Regions from separate parts of the Homo sapiens genome. Here all the other regions are linked to region 1. The links are chromatin contacts, found by Hi-C or POLR2A ChIA-PET in ENCODE. All regions are on one chromosome and are shown on one strand. The core of a region is the stretch at or near the end of the contact, and the rest is flanking DNA. Distances in the headings are between cores, read along the strand shown. Region 1 holds the start of EPC2 (enhancer of polycomb 2). Region 2 holds the start of QTMAN (queuosine-tRNA mannosyltransferase). Region 3 holds the start of STAM2 (signal transducing adaptor molecule 2). Region 4 holds the start of ARL5A (ARF like GTPase 5A).

What was found. A loop is a pair of places that touch in the nucleus more often than their neighbours do. ChIA-PET counts read pairs that join two places held with the same protein, here RNA polymerase II (POLR2A). Pooled maps may share reads with other maps.
Region 2: a loop to region 1 is called in a map of naive thymus-derived CD4-positive, alpha-beta T cell, with 13 times the contacts of the local background. The contact joins the promoter of QTMAN here to the promoter of EPC2 in region 1. A Hi-C loop is called at or near these places in 1 of 168 maps with a recorded cell type or tissue (naive thymus-derived CD4-positive, alpha-beta T cell) and 10 of 50 pooled maps. POLR2A ChIA-PET finds 5 or more read pairs at or near these places in 1 of 52 experiments (CD8-positive, alpha-beta memory T cell).
Region 3: a loop to region 1 is called in a map of naive thymus-derived CD4-positive, alpha-beta T cell, with 19 times the contacts of the local background. The contact joins the promoter of STAM2 here to the promoter of EPC2 in region 1. A Hi-C loop is called at or near these places in 2 of 168 maps with a recorded cell type or tissue (Right ventricle myocardium inferior and naive thymus-derived CD4-positive, alpha-beta T cell) and 10 of 50 pooled maps.
Region 4: a loop to region 1 is called in a map of CD8-positive, alpha-beta T cell, with 15 times the contacts of the local background. The contact joins the promoter of ARL5A here to the promoter of EPC2 in region 1. A Hi-C loop is called at or near these places in 5 of 168 maps with a recorded cell type or tissue (CD4-positive, alpha-beta memory T cell, CD8-positive, alpha-beta T cell, gastrocnemius medialis and 1 more), 1 of 37 single-sample maps with no recorded cell type and 15 of 50 pooled maps. POLR2A ChIA-PET finds 5 or more read pairs at or near these places in 1 of 52 experiments (GM12878).

What each region holds. Positions count from the first base shown.
Region 1 is chr2:148,642,934-148,647,424 of GRCh38, forward strand. EPC2 (enhancer of polycomb 2) reads left to right here and starts at 1,818. Exons shown (of 14, transcript NM_015630.4): 1 at 1,818-2,237. The coding sequence starts at 2,085. RefSeq lists silencers at 1,472-2,051, 2,812-2,901 and enhancers at 1,891-2,395, 2,992-3,141.
Region 2 is chr2:144,330,384-144,334,874 of GRCh38, forward strand. It overlaps QTMAN (queuosine-tRNA mannosyltransferase), which reads right to left and starts at 2,129. Exons shown (of 12, transcript NM_001376312.2): 1 at 2,056-2,129. RefSeq lists a silencer at 1,804-2,403 and an enhancer at 2,185-2,762.
Region 3 is chr2:152,173,671-152,178,161 of GRCh38, forward strand. STAM2 (signal transducing adaptor molecule 2) reads right to left here and starts at 2,093. Exons shown (of 14, transcript NM_005843.6): 1 at 1,933-2,093. The coding sequence starts at 1,972. LOC105373689 (a long non-coding RNA gene) reads left to right here and starts at 1,863. Exons shown (of 3, transcript XR_923477.3): 1 at 1,863-2,887. RefSeq lists enhancers at 1,631-1,680, 1,731-1,870, 2,031-2,554, 2,031-2,450.
Region 4 is chr2:151,826,190-151,830,680 of GRCh38, forward strand. It overlaps ARL5A (ARF like GTPase 5A), which reads right to left and starts at 2,232. Exons shown (of 6, transcript NM_012097.4): 1 at 1,942-2,232. The coding sequence starts at 1,987. RefSeq lists silencers at 1,848-1,897, 1,948-2,457 and an enhancer at 2,508-2,557.

The DNA.
Region 1 (4,491 bases), core at 568-3,067:
TTTTTTCTTCCCTTTCAGGCTTGAACCCAGTGCTGACCCCCTCCCAAGAACTTCTTGTTCTTGCTTCCAGAGGATTGGAACTGTTCCAGGGGTAGCACTTAGAGAGCAGGACATGCCCATAAGCTTGAGGAAGGTACTGCTTACAAGAAATGAGTCACAGCAACTCCATTGCTTCCAACAACAAAGTGGATGAAAAACACTCAAGCCCCACTAAACAATACTCGGAGTTTTGCTGCGACAGACTGGTTAGACTATTTGGACACTACCATGAAGACTATATCCACCATTCTGCCTTCAAAGGAGGAGACTGCAGAGAGAAAAGGGGAAGAGGAACAGGAGGAAAAAGGGGGAGGGGAGGAAGTGGAGGAGGGGAAGAAGGACGTAATAGAGGAAGAGATATAGTTTTATTGTCACATAGAAATGACAGTAGGAATCAATTTTTTCACTGTTGGTCTTTAGGAAATCATCTGACTTTCTCTGAGTTAGAGTATGATCGATTATTAGAAAATGGTAAAATGTGTTAAAAACTCTCTTTGTACGGTTTTGTGAGAAATGTGTAATGCTTAAAGACTAACCAAGAGCCTCTTGGCTAAACCAGGTTGATGTCAACAATAGCTAGTACTTATTTGAGTCACCTTGATTTTCCCTCCTCTTGAGAACTTTCTCTAACCAGTTTAGGCTGCAGTCATGCCTCCTTTCCTTTCTCTGAACTCTCACAATTATTGCCTAGATCTCGTTTGGTAATTAATCATGTGCTACTTACTGCCTGTGTCATCTCTTGTATTGTTTTCTTAAAATATTTACACTTTTTTTTCGGTTGTCACTTATCTTTCCAGCTGTCATTTTCTTCAACTATTTACGTCTCTGTTACTCATCTTTCCAGCCATCCTGGCATCCCATTAAGGTGAAAGCTCTCTGAGGCAGGAACCTTTTCTCAGATTTCTTCGAGTCTTCCACAGCACCCCACATTTGACACACATCTGCTACTTCGCAAATGTGTGCTGCCTTGGCTAAATTTTTAGAAGCTGAACTTTTAGGAAAGCTACTATTTTTGAACTCAGAAAAATACCTACCATCCACTAAACAGCTGTACCGAAGTTTGGGTGACAGGGAACCTAAGTTCACTTGTTGCATCTGGCAGCCTCAAACCATGAACCCTCACTGCAAAGCGAGGATGAACGCGCTGCTGCACCTTGGAGAGCTCTTTCGGACAGGTACGGAGGGGAGGGCGTAGAAGAGGGCTGGCACCAGCAGCGCGGTCCAGTCCTCCGAACGGACTGATGGGACTGATGGGAGAGACCTCTTGCACCTCTCGGGGATGTGCGCCTCGGAGGATGCGAATTAGCTTGCGCACAGGGCGCCTTGGGGATAGCGCTGTCCAAGTACAGGCTTGGGTGATGGCTGGTGGGGTCCGGGTCGACATTTTCCCTTCCCGCTCCCGGACTTCTGCACACACGCGCTGCTCGGCGCAGCCGTCTTTGCCCGGCGCCTTCCTCCGGGACACCCAGCGAGAGGGGTGACCGGGCGGCGGCGGGAGAGGCGCACGCTCCCGGGCGCGGGCGAACTTGCGCACCTGGCACCTGCCACACAGCGAAAGCACCGGCCAGCGAGCGGAGGGGCGCCGCCCCCGCCCCCTCTCCCCGGAGCGGACCGAGACCGAGCACGCTCCCGCGGGCCGGCAGCGCCGCGGAGAGAGTGGGTGGGCAGGCGAGGGAGGGGAAGGGAGAGGAAGGAGGGAGGGAGGGAGAGGGCGAGGCGCGTTCCCGCGACGGGGGCGCGCTCTCGCGCGGGCTGCCGGGATCGCTCGCCGCCGCTGTGGTAATGTCCGCCATGTTGGCCATGGCGCAGGGAGCGGATCGGGCGGGCGAGCGGCGGATCTAGTGTGTGGAGGCGGCCGCGGGCGCGGGGGGCTGTTTTCGGGCGGGGTGGGCGCCCATGCTGTGGCCGGGGGCAGTGAGGAGGAGGAGGAGCGGGCCGGCCGCGCTGCACTGAGGAAGGAGGTGGAGGAGGCGGCGGGAGTCCTCCCCCCCTCCCCGCCCGCCCCGCCGCCGCCGCCCGGGCTGTTCCTGTAAGGCGGGGAGACAATGAGTAAACTCTCCTTCCGAGCGCGGGCGCTGGACGCCGCCAAGCCGCTGCCTATCTACCGCGGCAAGGACATGCCTGATCTCAACGACTGCGTCTCCATCAACCGGGCCGTGCCCCAGATGCCCACCGGGATGGAGAAGGAGGAGGAATCGGTAGGGACTCGAGTGTTTATTACCCCCCCTTCCCTCCTCCCCCCTCCCCTTTGTCAGTCGGGCCTCGCCATTCACAGAGCGCTTTACGCTCGCTGGAGGGCGCCGCTGCCGCTCTAACGCACGGGACTCTACGCCGGCGGAGTAGCGTAAACCCTCTCGGCCGGCGTAGCGCCCGCCCGCGGCCGCCATGTTGTTGCGTCCCAGTGTTGTGATTAGCTCGCAGCGCTGCTTACGCTGCCGTAAGGGGGCCTTGCCGTAAGCGGCGGCCGGGAATGGCGCAGGGGATGCGCTGGCCGCTCTTGGCGTACGGTCTCTGTTTACCTTTCCACCTCCCTCTCTCAGGCGCGGGGCTAATTAATGGCGTGGTATTATTTGGCTAGGCAAGATTATTATTTTTTCCACTTTTAACTTTGGCTTTGTATTGAGTTCTCTTTGAAATGACTGTGGAAGGGTGCTTTCAAAACAAACATCTTCCTCCCAGCAATGTAATCATCCTGGCTCCCCCGCCCGCGAAGGTGCAGCGGGATGAGGCGGTGCAGCACTGCGGCGGGGGAGGGCGGGGGCCACGACTACCGAGCGGGTCGTAGCGTCCGAGGGCCGCCCGCCGGCCAGTTCTGCCGACCCGAGCCGGGCGCGGGGCGGACGGGCTCTGCCTGCTCCGCCTGGACGGCCGTGCTCCGTGCGCAACGTTAGAGAGGAGCCGGGGATGCCCGGAAGCGAGCCGCCGGCGTTGCGTTGTCCTCGAGAATTGTCATTGCGAGGTGGTCCTTAGAAGTTGAGGACCTAGTGCATCTAAATTGGCAGTTGTAATTTTGATAATACAGCACCTTTTGGGAAAATTGCTGCTTTTCCTCCGATGGGTTAAATTTTGCAGACGGTTGGATTTCATCTGGCTTGACAGAGAGTGTTTATGACTCGAGTGGTGTTACTTGCGTGCGAAGTTCATAGTAACTGCACCCTCAAGAATTTCTTCAATGAACCTACAGTCCCGCCTTATTGTCAACCTCGGGTGTGTGTGGATTGGTTCTCTTGCTTCAGTGACTGTCAAAAGGAAGCTCGAGGTTTCAGTGATTGGTTTTCTCTTTTGACTATTAATATTGCAGGAAATGCTTTTATGCCTTCGATTGGCTGGTTGAGTTCTGACCTCATTATGTTACCCTGTTAATACTACTTTGCTCTTATTTAATCACATTTCTCTTTGATGTATAGTTACTTGAAAGTCTTACATTTTCAGTAGAAAATGCATATGGCCGTAGCATCGGGATGAACTTAACTGTGTGTGTACACACACAAATATGTAATAGATATATATACACGCACATACACATATATATTTGTGTGTGCATATATATAAATATGTTTATAATCAAAACCCAGCATTTATCCCTAAGGTTTAGAGCTGTGAGAACTTTTTTTTTTGTATGTGAGAACTTTTTTTTTTAATTTGTTTCTAACGACTCAGTTTTCCATGGGAAGGAAAATTAAAATAAAATCATATTATATACAATAGTTAATTACATTGAACCCTAATAAGCACAACTTTGGATATTTTTGCTATTTTGTGGGTCTTGATCCAAAGAAAGATGGCCTTAAAAGTACCAGTATTGTGTGTAATTACTTTGATCCTATTATTTTAGAACTTGAGTCAAATCTGTTCTAGGCCGGGCACGGTGGGTCACGCCTGTAATCCCAGCACTTTGGAAGGCCGAGGTGGGCGGATCATGAGGTCAGGAGTTCGAGACCAGCCTGGCCAGTATGGTGAAACTCCGTCTCCACTAAAAATACAAAAATTAGCCGGGCCTGGTGGTGCGCGCCTGTAATACCAGCTACTCGGGAGGCTGAGGCAGAAGAATTGCTTGAACCCGGGAGAAAGAGGTTGCAGTGAGCAGAGATCGTGCCACTGCACTCCAGCCTGGGGGACAGAGCGAGACTCCGTCCCCCCCAACAACAAAAAAAAGGAAATCTGTTCTAGAGTGAACAGTTAACTCCTGGAAGGTATATTACTTTTTGCAATCACCAACATACGTGGTCCTTAGTATGCCACATATGTTTTGGTATTTTAATTTAGTAAGATAACTTAGAGTAATTTTTTCATGCTTCATTAAAAATAAAAGTGCTTAACTCGTGTTGCAATTTTTTGTTTATTTGTTTTTTGAGATGGAGTTTAGCTCTTGTCGCCCAGGCTTGATTGCAATGGCGCGATCTCGGCTCACTGCAACCTCCGCCTACCAGGTTCAGGTGATTTTCCTGCCTC
Region 2 (4,491 bases), core at 879-3,378, 4.3 Mb before region 1:
CCCACAAGTACACATTTCTCAGAACATACCTGTCATTAAATGACACATGACTAAACCACGGTTTATATACACCATAACTCTAAGACTCTTAAAATACCAATCTGCTGGAAGTGACGTAGGCTATCCGAATCAAAAATATGAATCGATTCTTGAAGCGCAAGATAATTGCTAATTCAAAAACACTGGAAAGTAATGTTTAAACTCACAGAATGTAAATACTTCCTAACTATGTACAATTCATGGCATTTTAATCTAATGGGTCCAAATCATAAATTAAGGAAAAAAATTTCATTTAATTACTTGGCTTTTTAAGATACCATAATCAAACAAACTTTAGTACCATAATCAAACAAACTTTAGTACAAGAGGTCTGAATTACCTAGTTAAGTGTTTAGTTAATGAAGACTACTAGTTCTATTCAGCTCCTGCTAAATCTCATCAAGAAACTGTCTTCGATTCTTAATTTCTCTATAAAATAATGGGATTGGATTATACTGTTAATGTTCCTTAAACATCGAAAATTCTGTATTTCTGTGATGCATAAGATTAAAATGCCAACACAATTTTCAAATCAAGACTAAAGAAGCCATCTTAACCTTTGCAAACTGGTGATGTTAAAAAATTTACTATTTCCTACCTTATTGCAAGTATCATGCTTCAGATTTTACCTATTCATTGTTTTCAAGCATGTCAAAGAAAGTTTCGTGATTCAAGAGGTACTCCTCTAATCCTCAATACTAAAACTGTTTCATTAAATACAGTACAGGACCCTAAGGAAAATGTATACCAAAAGGGAGTGGGAGCCGAGAAGAATCTAATCCAAGTCAGACCTGGAACGCACTAATTAAAATTCAATATTTCACTTGGTATGTGGGTTCCTACATGAAACTCCTGTCATGGTTAAAGCTTAAGGTTAAACACGTTAATAGAAGCCAATAGAATGGCTCTATTGAATTGTACTGAACTTCTTTTTCAGCAGCTCCTTTACCTAACCACTATTTTAAGCTTTAAAATCAACTTCAGGGGTAGGCACCAAATAACCAAGTGAGCCACGGCAGCCGGGGCTGCAAACTGAAATCCATCTCGTATGGAAAATCATCATCAACTCACGTTTTCCATTTCAAACTGCGATACAGGTGGAAGAAAAGCTGTAAAAGCCTTCTCTTTGAAACTCCCATCACACGGCCTCAAGGCATTAACTTAAGAATCTCAAGATAACCTAAAGCAGCACAGTTGTCAGAAGACTCTAAAAGTTGTATGTGCGAGAGAAGGCAAAAAAACTACTTCGGGACTAAAGGTTAAATTTCGCTGCTGCATTCCCAAGACTTAAATTCAGAGAATCTTTCCACCTGGACAGAATGGGATTGTCTGGATCCCGATGAAAATGGGAAGTTATGTGCTTAATCCTCAGACGAGGGATTCCGGGGTGGGGGGCACAGTGAGGGTCTTCACACTCGGCTGGCAGAGAGGAGTGGGGCGCTGGGGAGGTCTGGTAACTGAGGGCGACTAGGAGCCAGAAGCGAAGCTTTCCGTCAGGAAGGCCTGGGGCTCGCACTGCAAGGGGCCAAGCGCCGGGCAGCCTGGTGGTCGGCGAAGCACCCCAGCCAACTCAGGCCAACCCGGACGCCCGGCCTCCCTTCTCCCGCGCGAGGGCGACGTGCCCCCACCCGTCCTCTCAGCCTGCGCGAGGAAGAAGCGGAGCGCCGGGCCGCAGAAAACCAGCACGCACGACATGTAGGCACCAAAAAAACGCAATTCGAACACGACCAGTTTGCAGAAGGCACAAAATGCCACGGCGTGACGCCCCATTCCGAGCGCGGTGCGGACGGCGGCGCAGGGAGCGCAGCGCGTGCGCCCGGGAAGCGCGCGGCTCTCAGCTCCGCCTCCCCCACACCCCCCGCCCCCGGCTCCCCGCGCCGCAGCCGCCGCTGCTGCCCCTCTGGGATCTCCGCGCAGCGCGGCCCCGCGAGGCGGGCGCCGGGGAGGGGAGGGGAGGGGCCGCGCTCCCCGCCTCCCCGCTGGCCCGCGCGGCTCCCCAGCCCGGAGCCTACTCACCTCCTCCTCCTCCTCCTCCTTGTCTCTCCCTCCTGGCCACCGGCGCGGCCCAGCCGGCGACGCGCTGACGCCGTGCCCCTCCCCCGCGGCCGCCGCGGATGCCGCCGCCCCTCCCGGCCCGCGGCCGCCTCGGCCTCCGGGCGCGTCAGGCGCTGGTCCCGCCCCTCGGCCCGCCCGCGCAATCGAGGCTCCGCCTCTCTGCGCCGCCCGGACTCCGCTGGCGCGAGGTCCCTGAGTCAGCGGCGCTCCCGCCCGCGCGAATCGCTCCGCCCCAGCCCGCGGGCTCGGCTCCTCGCACCTGCCCACTGTCCCCCGGCCTCGCACTGCTCCCCACCTCCCTGTGCGCCCTTTCCCATCTCGTCAGCACCCTGTCCGCCCTTTCAGCTTTTTCGTACTCTTTCCCCAACCTCCTAGTCCTGTTCTAAGCTCGCATAGTCACCTTCTCTTTCCTTCTGGAAGGTCTGTGCTGTTCATTAGGTCGACCTCGGATTCCCCGTGCAGTTTTCCAGCCGGCCCGTTGCATCTCCTTTCCTGGTCCACTCCCCGGCCTACTAGAGCCTCAGGGCCCCTGTGCGGGTTCCTGGCTCCCTTGCCGACACCTCTACCTGCTCTGCAGCCCGGAGCTCCTCCACAGCTGCTTTGCCAATGCCTCTTAATATCCCTCCTTCTGGACCTCCTCGATTCCCTCCTGGCAAGGCTCATGCTTTCCTTTATCTCCATTTTTCCCGTCCTTTCGGTTCTGACTACTCCACACACTTCTGATGCAGTTTGAGTATTCAATAATTGCATATTCGCGGTCCCATTTACACGAGGAGAGTCACATTGAGTAATTAAAAATCACAAAGCAAAGCGACAGCAGTGGAGACCATCATTTGACTTGCATAGTTCCATCTATATTTTCCTTATGCAATAATATTCTCATTGCCACTTGAATTTCAAGGAATGGGATTTTCTGTTGGGGCTTAAAATTCACAAATGTTGGATGTTTTTTCGCTGCGACCTAATTTCACTTTAGCTCTTTTATTTATAGAATACATAGTAGAAAGAGTACCAGGAAGTCCCAGGTGTTCTTGACTGTAAAGTGAGGAATGTGTCCCTTCGTTAAATTCCTTTATGAAGTAAAGGATCCTTTCTAAAGTAAAGGTTTTTGTATCTGGAAGGAGGTTGTAGGTTAAATGACTCTGGTGAAGGCAAAACATGCAAATATAACTGGATGTCTGGTTTATTAAGTAACTTCATTTTTAAAACTGCAACTCGGAAGAGTTAGGCTGTGATGTGGAAATGAATTAGGAAACATACCAAAATAAAGGAAATCGATTAGGTCTTTGTACTTATATCCACAAGTTGCTTTAAGTTATGTGAGTAAACATTCTTATCCTTAAATTGAAGCGTCGAAACTATCTTCCGTTCCAAACAAAATCCAGCTCTGTGTGGACATTCAAAGTTTAAAACCATTGTTGAATTGAACAACAGCATTGTAAGCATTTGAAAGCCTAATAAACCATCTGTCCATCCACTTTCACACAAATTGAGAAACAGAAAAGAGTAAATGCCAAAACCTGAAAGTGAGTGTTCTGACTACACATGAAACTAGTAAATCCTATTACACAGAATAAAATACAAAATGCTTCTCCACTTACGATGGGGTTACTTCCCAATAAACACAATGTAGGTTAAAAATATTGTAAGCCAAAATTGCATTTAATGCTAGCAACACAGCAGATGGTCCTCGACTTCCAATATTTTCAACTTTAGGATGGTATGAAATGTATGTGCATTCAGTAGAAACCATAACCCCATCATAAGTCATAAGAAGCTGCTCAACTTACCATGGGGTTACATCCAGATAAACCCATTGTAAAATGGAAAAATTCTAAATCGAACCACAATATCTGAAAAATCCTAAAGTTTATGGCTGCCATTTCATTGTTTTAAAAATAGAATTACATAATTTTATAATTAAACTGGTTCTTAAAATAATTGGGAGTCTAATCCTTTCATTTTAAAATGAAAAAAATTTTTAAATCTTTTTTAATCTGATTAAGAACTGAAGCCCAGAGAGGGTAAGTTGTTTACCCAATATTACCCAGCTTAATTGGAAACAAAGCCAGGGTTCAAACTCAGACTTTCTGTCTCACATACCTGCCAGCATCTGGCTCATGTTAATATTTAACACTTATATAAAGCTATTCAACATCAAAATTCCTTGACTTTGCAGCTTTGCCTACATGGTCTGAGTGATGTATAAAATTGCACTTGGCATTAGCTAGGAAGGTATTTCTGTCGAAGCTGTTTTGTCCCACTGGTTTCAAGGATTCCTGTTGCACAACTTTCATCTCAGTCAGGGTTCATCTGCATGATCCAGGCAATTCTGGCCAGACCTCCGGAGCCATGAACCAACCAAATGCATTCATCCTCGGTGGTGACAAGGTCTTT
Region 3 (4,491 bases), core at 843-3,342, 3.5 Mb after region 1:
ACAGGCGTGAGCCGCTGCGCCTGACCCTTGCTTTGTATTAACGATTTGAAATGAAAAGTTTTAAGATATTAAAAACGTAATATATAATTTTTCTTCTATGATATACGTGCAAGTCCAATTTGAGCTCTTTAGTATTTCATTCTACTTTTTCTAATTCCATTCTCTTGTCCAGAAGTTACAGGAGGGCCTCAAATTCATTCTTTCACCCTTAAAATGCCTTTGGGGTTCTGAATTCAGTCATGCTTAAGCTAATATGTAACTACTTGAAGCTCTGGCTTATGGCACTGGCCATAAAATAATCTAGACACAGTTTTTTTGTTTGTTTGTTTTTTTAATCTCAACAGCAGTGCCTCCTTTACAACTGTAGGACTAAACTGTGATCCACTAAACCAATGCTGGGGCCTCGGGAGCCAGGCAGGGAAAGGTTTAGAACAGAACAGACAGAGCAACTCTGCCTACTTGTACCAGAGAATTTTTCCATCAGAAAACAATGAACTTTCAAGAAAAATTTATATTGAAGAAAAGAATTCACGGTTTTTAAGTTTTAAAATCATTTGTCTAATTCTATTTTGCGCCTTCTGTTTTATTTCATTAGAACAGAATCAAAGTGTTCATAATAGCAATTTTTTAAAAGTACAGGTTGCACAAAGGTTGTATGATTCAAACAAAAGAATACTGCAATGAGGCGTTCCAAAAGGAAACAGTGAGCCTTAAGAGTGATGTTTCCCAGATTTACGCCAGTCACCTGTATTCATCCACCAAAAAAAAAGTTTAATGAAGTAAGGAACATACATATTTGAACTATTTACATATATTATTTGACTCAAACATGTTTTTTAAAATGGCTTAGGGGATTACACAACGTATCAGAATAGGGCACTTTCTACAGTCTCCTAATAACCAAATGTTAACTATGAAACAGGGGAATTACTGCTGAGATGTGCAGTATTCTTCTGAGTCTCCCCGCCCCAACCCCATTTCCAAGTTCTAAAAATTTACCTAGGGTTCTGTTAACTACTGCTACAAAAACAAACAAAAAACAAACCTGTAGTCCCAGCTACTCGGGAAGGGGAAACGGAGGTGGAGGCTGAGGTGGGAGGAATTCTAGTCGCACCTGGGCAACATAGTGAGACCCAGACTTTCGAGAATACATACATATATTTCTCAGTTTGTTTTAGTGTTACTCAAATTTCCTAAATAATTTCGTATATATCTTATCCATGTTTTTCTCATTCTATAGTCACTGAGAGACCAGCGCTTTATGACTGCAACATGTAAAATACTTGTTGTTCTGGAGTGTTTTGAGACTGGAGATTTCCTTTTCATACTCTAAAACCGAACATCTCCTAGCACCCGCGCAATCTTTGCAATCCGGGGATGAAGAGCAACACCTTTACAATTGTAATAAATCTTAAAGCTACCCTATCAGGGATTGAATGCATGAGTAATATAAATAATGGGGAAGTAAGTTCTTCCTATTCAATGCGGTTGTCTAGGTGTCAAGTGTCTAGTGTTGGGCTTCTCTAGACAGCAGGGTCTCCACTGCTGCATCATCTTCAGAAAACGATGGGGCAAAGACGGAGGTAACCAGCTGTCGAACGAGCAGGAAGTTTTTAATCACCAACTCCACAACTACTTAATCAGTCCAGTCTCCAGCGAGCCCTAGGCTCTTCCCAAATCCTACGCTTGGCAAGGAGAACGGCCCTTTGAGGGTCCCCAAACTCAGGCGGCAGGAAGCACTCCCCAGACCGCTAGCGACGCGCCGAGGTTGCCCCAGAAAAATCCCAACGTCGAAGGAGCGGGCGGCACCGCCCCTCCCCTCCCTTCGCTTTGCTTCCTAGTCCCCGGAGTCGCTACCGCCCACTTTCTAGCCGGACAAACAGCAGTCCAGGGCCAGGCACACAGCAGTCCAGGACCGGGCACAGCACTCACCCACGTCTTGCTCGAAGGGGTTGGCGGTGAACAAAGGCATCTCGCCGGCGCCCGAGCCCTAGTCGCTGCTGTCTAGCTGACACTCAGCAACTGCTACCCGCCGGGTGACCCGCGGCCGCGGCTCCCTAGACCGCTCCGCTTCGGCCTCCGTCCCTGCACTTCCGCCACCGCACCTGCCCGGCTCTTGCCTGACAGGCCGGCTCGGAGTCCACCCTTCGATCCCGCGCTCCTGTCCCAACTTTTCTCCCGGGGCGAGATCCCTCCGACCATGGGCGTCCTCCCAAGGCCTTTGTCGCTGCCCCTGTCCCAGACTTTTGTAGGGGTCAGGCGGCCGCTACGGCCACCTTTCCAGCGCTAGGACCCCGGCTAGCCACGAAGCCGGGGACCTTCGGAGCCGGAAGTAGTCCCGCCTGGAACTGGACGACCCCGGAAGCTGCAGTGCCAGCGGCGGCGCGGCAGGGGGCGCGGTTACCCGTGGTTTTTCGCGTTGGACGACGGGCTCTGAGGGCCAAGTTCTTGTCACGAATTTAGTTTGTTTCAGAGCGGCAGGACTCGTAGCTAGAGAACGAGGACCCACGACGCGTACGCGTTACAGTCCTGTTTCCCTAGAAACGGAGCTGCCGGCGCGGAGGTGGCTTTGAGATTCTGCGAAAGACCTGACTGCTCTTCAACAATTATTGTGTTGCACCCTCCCAGGCGCCCAGTCCAAACCCCGTCAGAATAACCACCCGGGACAGCGGTGGTCGAAGTAACTACGCCTAACTTTTCGCTTTCCATCGTGTCCCCTCCATAAAAACACTGCTGGGCCCCCGGAATCCAAAGGCGAAGGAGGCACACTCCCTGCCTTAGACTTGTTGAGAGTTTTATAGGGGCAGTGCATAACGTACATGATGGTGTATGACGATTCGGATGGTAGTACGAGTCATAAACTCAAATTCCAACAGCATCCAGCCAGGTATTTAAATGAATGCAAAAGCCCAAGCACCCTTCCCACCCACATATTCTCTGTTCCTCTTAGAAAACTGTAGTAATGATTATGTTGCCTGTCTCTCCTCCTCATTAGATTATAAACTCCCTGATAAGTTTTGGTCACTACTATATCCCCAGCGTCTAAAACAGTGTCCCAAGTAATAGACGCTCAATGCTTTTCGAATGAAGCTGTAACTTTCTAACTGAACAGTGCGTATCTAAAGATGTCAACTACTGGTAAATTGCAGCCATTTATTGAAATGTGGGTCCTACTAGAGTTTGCAATTTTTCAATGATGTTTAAATGTTGAGAATTACTCCAACATTTTAAATAATAGATTAATCAAAACCATTTTACAAACTCTAGTATAAAGACCTGATGCTATAGAGAGCTCATACACATTCAGAAAGGTGGTTGCATTTTATAAAGTTCGGGGCACAAATGAGAAGGAATCGTGCAGAAGGGGCTGTTTTTCATAGAACGTTGAACCTAGGGATGTTCAAGATAAATTGGGAGGCCGGGCATGGTGGCTCACGCATGTAATCCCAGCACTTTGGGAGGCCAAGGCGGGCAGACTGCTTGAGGCCAGGAGTTCAAGACCAGACTGGCTAACATGGCGAAAAACCGTCTCTACTAAAAATACAAAAATTAGCCAGGCATGGTGGCGCAAGCCTGTAATGCCAACTTCTTGGGAGGCTGAGGCACGAGAATCACTTGAGCCCAGGAGGCAGAGGTTACAGTGAGCCAAGATCAGGCAACTGCACTCCAGCCTGGGCAACAGAGCAAGACTCTGTCTCGAAAAAAGAAAAAAAAAAAAGACTTAGAGATTTTTTGGACAGATAAAGACTTTTTGTCTAAGACTTAGTGTTGGAATGGAAAACAAGGCTGACTAGGTATAAGAGGAAACAGATTGACAAGAATTTTAAAGGGCAAGCTGGGAATTTTTTATTTTGATTAAGGCACTCAATAATTATTTAAGGATATTGGGTAGCAGAATAGTAAAAAAAAATTTTTTTTGAGATGGAGTCTCACTCTGTTACCCAGACTGGAGTGCAGTGGCGCGATTTGGGCTCACTGCAAGCTCCGCCTCCTGGGTTCACACCATTCTCCTGCCTCAGGAGAATGGCCAAAACTGGCCATAGACAAAATCTCTGCAGCACTGTGACATGTTCGTGATGGCCATAATGCCCACGCTGGAAGGTTGTGGGTTTACTGGAATGAGGGCAAGGAACCCCTGGCCCTTCCAGGGTGGAAAACCACTTAAAGGCCTTCTTATGCCACAAACAATAGCATGAGTGATCTGTGCCTTAAGGACATGCTCCTGCTGCAGTTAACTAGCCCAACCTATTCCTTTAATTCGGCGCATCCCTTCGTTTCCCTTAAGGGATACTTTTAGTTAATTTAATATCTGTAGAAACAATGCTAATGACTGGCTTGCTGTTAATAAATACGTGGGTAAATCTCTCTTCGGGGCTCTCAGCTCTGAAGGCTGTGAGACCCCTGATTTCCCACTTCACACCTCTATATTTCTATGTGTGTGTCTTTAATTCCTCTAGCGCCGCTAGGTTAGGCTCTCCCCGACCGAGCTGG
Region 4 (4,491 bases), core at 982-3,481, 3.2 Mb after region 1:
AGTGACCCTATTGATAAGACAGCCACACTGTTTAGCAGAAAATAAATAATTTATTCACACTTTCACAATATTCATATCTAATTTTCTAGAACTTAACTTCATTAATTTCTCTATTAATTTCCGCCAAACTGCCATAAATGTCCCGTCAAAAATTACCACAAAATACAGGTTATAAAAACACTACTATTAGCAATTTGTAGTGATACCAGAGCACACACCCTTATTATTTACTACTCCAAGGAGCTGTTGGCAAAGTTCTCATTTATTCTTAACTTACAGAAACAAATAATTTTATCATTGACTCAAAATAGAAAGTGGTGATAACTCTTTTTCTGGCAGCACTAGAGCTCAATTCACAGTCTTGCTAAACCTCACAGCAGATGAAACACTAGCTTTGCTAAAAATAATACAAAATGATGGATGTTAAAACTAGAATAGATCTTATCTACTATAAGTACCATCAGTCTTACAGCAATGTACGTTTTAATATTTGCAATGTAGAAATAAAGTTTACAAGATTTGGAAGCTCCACAGATCCCTGGTGTTCTAGGTGAGAAAACCTAGACCAGAAAACCTGAGAGTTCAAGTGACTGCTTCCCACTCTCCTGCTCCCAACACTAACAGCCAGTCCAGTCAGAGACAGTGCTGATTAGAACTGATTTTCTCTACTTTATGAAAAATCCTCTTATCAGAAAAATTGATACTGCCCTTTCTTTCGGTATCACGTGACCTACACATCTGTGTGTGTGTGTGTGTGCGTAAAAGATACATTAGGGATCACAAGTTCTAGTTCTGCTTGCTTCCCCTAAGCTTCTTAAAAGAGCAGCTAGATCATGAAGGAGGAGGTGGTAGTAGTAGGTGTACATAATAGATGCCACCATTCACGTAAGTCTTTATTGGAAAACTGGGACGTGACACCATCAGCTTACACAACAGAAAAACACAAACTAAGTTCCTGACAGCGGAATGATGAACCACCCAACTTGAGTTAAAAAGAAACAAAAGTACACCACTGTATCTTAATAAGTATCCAGTCTTTGGGTTAAAATTGTATTCTCTTTCCCCAGTTTTAGTCATTTTGTAACAAATTTTAACAAGCCTGATAGGTATTTCATGGCCATGTCTGAAGTTGGCTGAACTTAAGCATCCCTATATAACACACTTTACACTTAGTAACTTGCTAGTTACCTATGGTTAACAAATGTTTCATATGGTATGTTTTTAAAACTTTCAGTGAAACACTTTAACATTTTTAACCCAGCAAAACAAACAAAAACTGTGTCTAATAACCCACACGAGTAGAAAAATGACCTTAAGCTTAACCTTAAACACAGATATAATAAGTAAAACAAATGGAGAGAAGTCCATCTCTATTCAGGAGGCAGAAGAACCCCCCCTGCCCCCAACACACACAAAGACGGGTGGCAGTGGAGGGCAGGCTCATAAACCAGAGGTGTAATGGACAAGTCGAGCGATTCCTCCCGTTTTCCGCATTCTGCAACCCTCGGTCGCTCAGTGGTGCGGTTAGGGCAGCAATCTATAACCTTCATTCCAGAAGACCCCAGCACTTCTATGTGGTGTCCAAACACAACTGGTGAGCAAAGAAAGGGCTGAAAGACAGGCCAGGCCGTGCTACTCAGGGACGTCGGACCTAGGGCAAGAAACCTTTACCACTCTCATTCGAAATCGGAGCAATGGGTCTATTACGGAAAAGACTTCTTAGGAAGGTCTCCTAAGACAAAGGGCTGCGAGTCAGGAACCATCCCCAAGCTCGGGAGCCGGGACCGAACCGTCCCGGGCCCGTATCCGCGCAGCCTGCACCCCGCGCTGAGCTGGCGCCCGACCGAGCCGCCCACATTCCGAAGTATTCGGAGACCCCCACCTAGCCGGCCCGAGCTGACCCTCTCCCCAACCCGTACGCCCGCGGACCGAGCTCCTCACCCTGGTGATTGAACAGTCTCCATATTCTAGTGAAGAGAATTCCCATTCTCGGGCAGCGGACCCCCCCCCTCCAGACACCCGGGCCGCCTGGCTTCCCCCGGCTCAGGCTGAGGGGGAGGAGAGAGACGCGCTGGAGCCTCCGCCTCTGCTGCTGCTCCCGCGCTGGTCGCGGGCCCGCTTCCAGGGAACCGGAGGGAGGCCGAAGCCCAGGCCGCCCTGCCGCGCGCAAGGCCCCGCCGCTGCCGCCGCGGCACTCGCCTGGCTCGCGGACATCGCCGCCGCGTTGTCTGCGACGAGCCTCGCGGGCCACCGTCCTCCCCCAGCTCCTCTCGGGCGGCTGCGGTGGCGACGACCACGCGGGCGGGGGAAGTGAAGGGGCGGGCCTGGAGGGACGTGAGTGCGCAGGCGCGCGGCCAGAGGGGCGGAGCGTAGGAAAGGGCGCCCGCCCTGTCCTCGCTTATTTGCATAACCAAGACTGCGGAAGGCGCAGGACTTTACCCTGGGACTGAGGCTGTGAAGACCGCAAGTTGGGGCAGATGGCTTCCGACTGCTTGCTGTTGCGTCCCCGAGTATTTATATTTCCCTCGAATCTTCTCCACTGCGCCATAATGTAAACATATAATTGAGTACCCCATGTCCATCCCCAACCCTTCACATACACTACACTTAAAGTTCCACGTCATGACTCTTTAAGACATTGTGTCCCCTGTGGGTCTTTGAGGGAAAAGTCTGCTGCCCTCTGACACTCAGCTGAAGTCAGTGGCCTTACCTAGATAGTCACCTTAAAGCCATTTTTGCACTTCAGGGCTCTTTTCTCTCCAATCTCTTAACTCTCACGTCAGTATTGCCCAAAACAACGATTTTGATCAAGTCACTACCCTGTTTAAAAACCTTTAGTGGCCACCAAAGCTCCATCCCTTTCTGTTCTCGTTAACCTTAGTAAAAAGGAAAATAAAGAAAAATTGGGAGACTTGTAGGAGCCATTTGAACTGCTTTGCACTCCCATCCCCAACAGCTGAATGAAATTAAGCAAAATCAGCAATAAACCGCACCTTCCCAACTCACTTCTCCTAACTACCCAGTATTTTACCTCAAAATATAGAAAAGTAATTTCGTTGACTTCTTTTGGGGCTTTATGGTTAAAAAGCCAAAGTTTAGAGGAGCCATACATGAAGGGAAGGAAAATCATAGTAATCCATATTAATTTATGTATTATCATGTCTGGATTTACTTAATATTCTGTACACTGTTTAGAAGAACAATGTAGTTTGTATAACCAATTTGCATTAACTCTGTAATATTTCCATTCTCGCACACCGTAGGTAATGCTTTGGTAGCTCTAAGACTTTTTCAGACTCCCACACAGATGTCAACTTATGAAATGGATGTCATATACACATTATGTGATGGCGGAGCTTCATATTTTACAATCTACCCAAGGAAATGGTCTCCCAGGTTATTTTCCGAGTGAAGAAAGAAGAGAGAGAGAGAGACAGAGACAGAGAGTTTAAAGACCAATTTATCTATGATTACAGAGAAATGCAAAATGTCATTGGAGAGACTTCTGACTTCAGGCATGAGAGAGTAGGATGGTTTGAATATATCCTCCTACCATTAGCAAATAGAAAACTGCACAAAGTACAGGCAACGACATTTCAGATATTGAAAAACACATCACAGTACTGTGATTCTTTGCAAAAGAGAAAGGAACAGGTGGAGTCTTACCATTTCCTGGACTTTATCCCTAAAAGCAATTCCCAGTCAACTACGGAGGAAGTGGGAACCCAAATGAGAATCTGGAAACCTCTTAGAACTGAAGACGCATATCAGCATTCCCAGAGATCAAGGTGACTAGAATTTGTGAAGCAGAGTAACTGGAAGGAGGGAGCTACACAGAGAAAAGCTCTGGAAACCTGTTAAGGGGCCATTGAGTCTTTGGCTGCATATCAATTTGTGCTCGTGCAGTATGAACCCCCAAGAGGCTGGTCAGTCACAATTCCTGAGGAAAAATAAGTACCAGGAAACTGTAATGCAAATGATTCCCAGAGATTACAACGGGTCAGGAATCATTTGAGTTCCCTTCAGCCAGAGTGAAGAGAACTGAATATATAGGACAGGGGTGTCCAATCTTTTAGCTTCCCTGGGCCACACTGGAAGAAGAATTGTCTTGGGCCACACATAACATAAGCTAACACTATTGATAGCTGATGAGCTAAAAAATAAGTAAAATCACAAAAATACTCATAATGTTTTAAGAAAGTTTACGAATTTGTATTGGGCCACATTCAAAACCATCCTAGGGCCGGGTGCAGTGGCTCACACCTGTAATCCCAACACTGGGAGGCCAAGGTGGGCAGATCTCTAGAGGCCATGAGTTCGAGACCAGCCTGGCCAACACAATGAAACCCCGTCTCTACCAAAAATTACAAAAATTTGCCGGGCATGGTGGCGCAAACCTGTAATCCCAGCTACTCTGGAGGCTGAGGCAGGAGAATTGCTTGAACCCAGGAGGTGGAGATTGCACTGAGCCAAGATCAAACCGCTGCACTC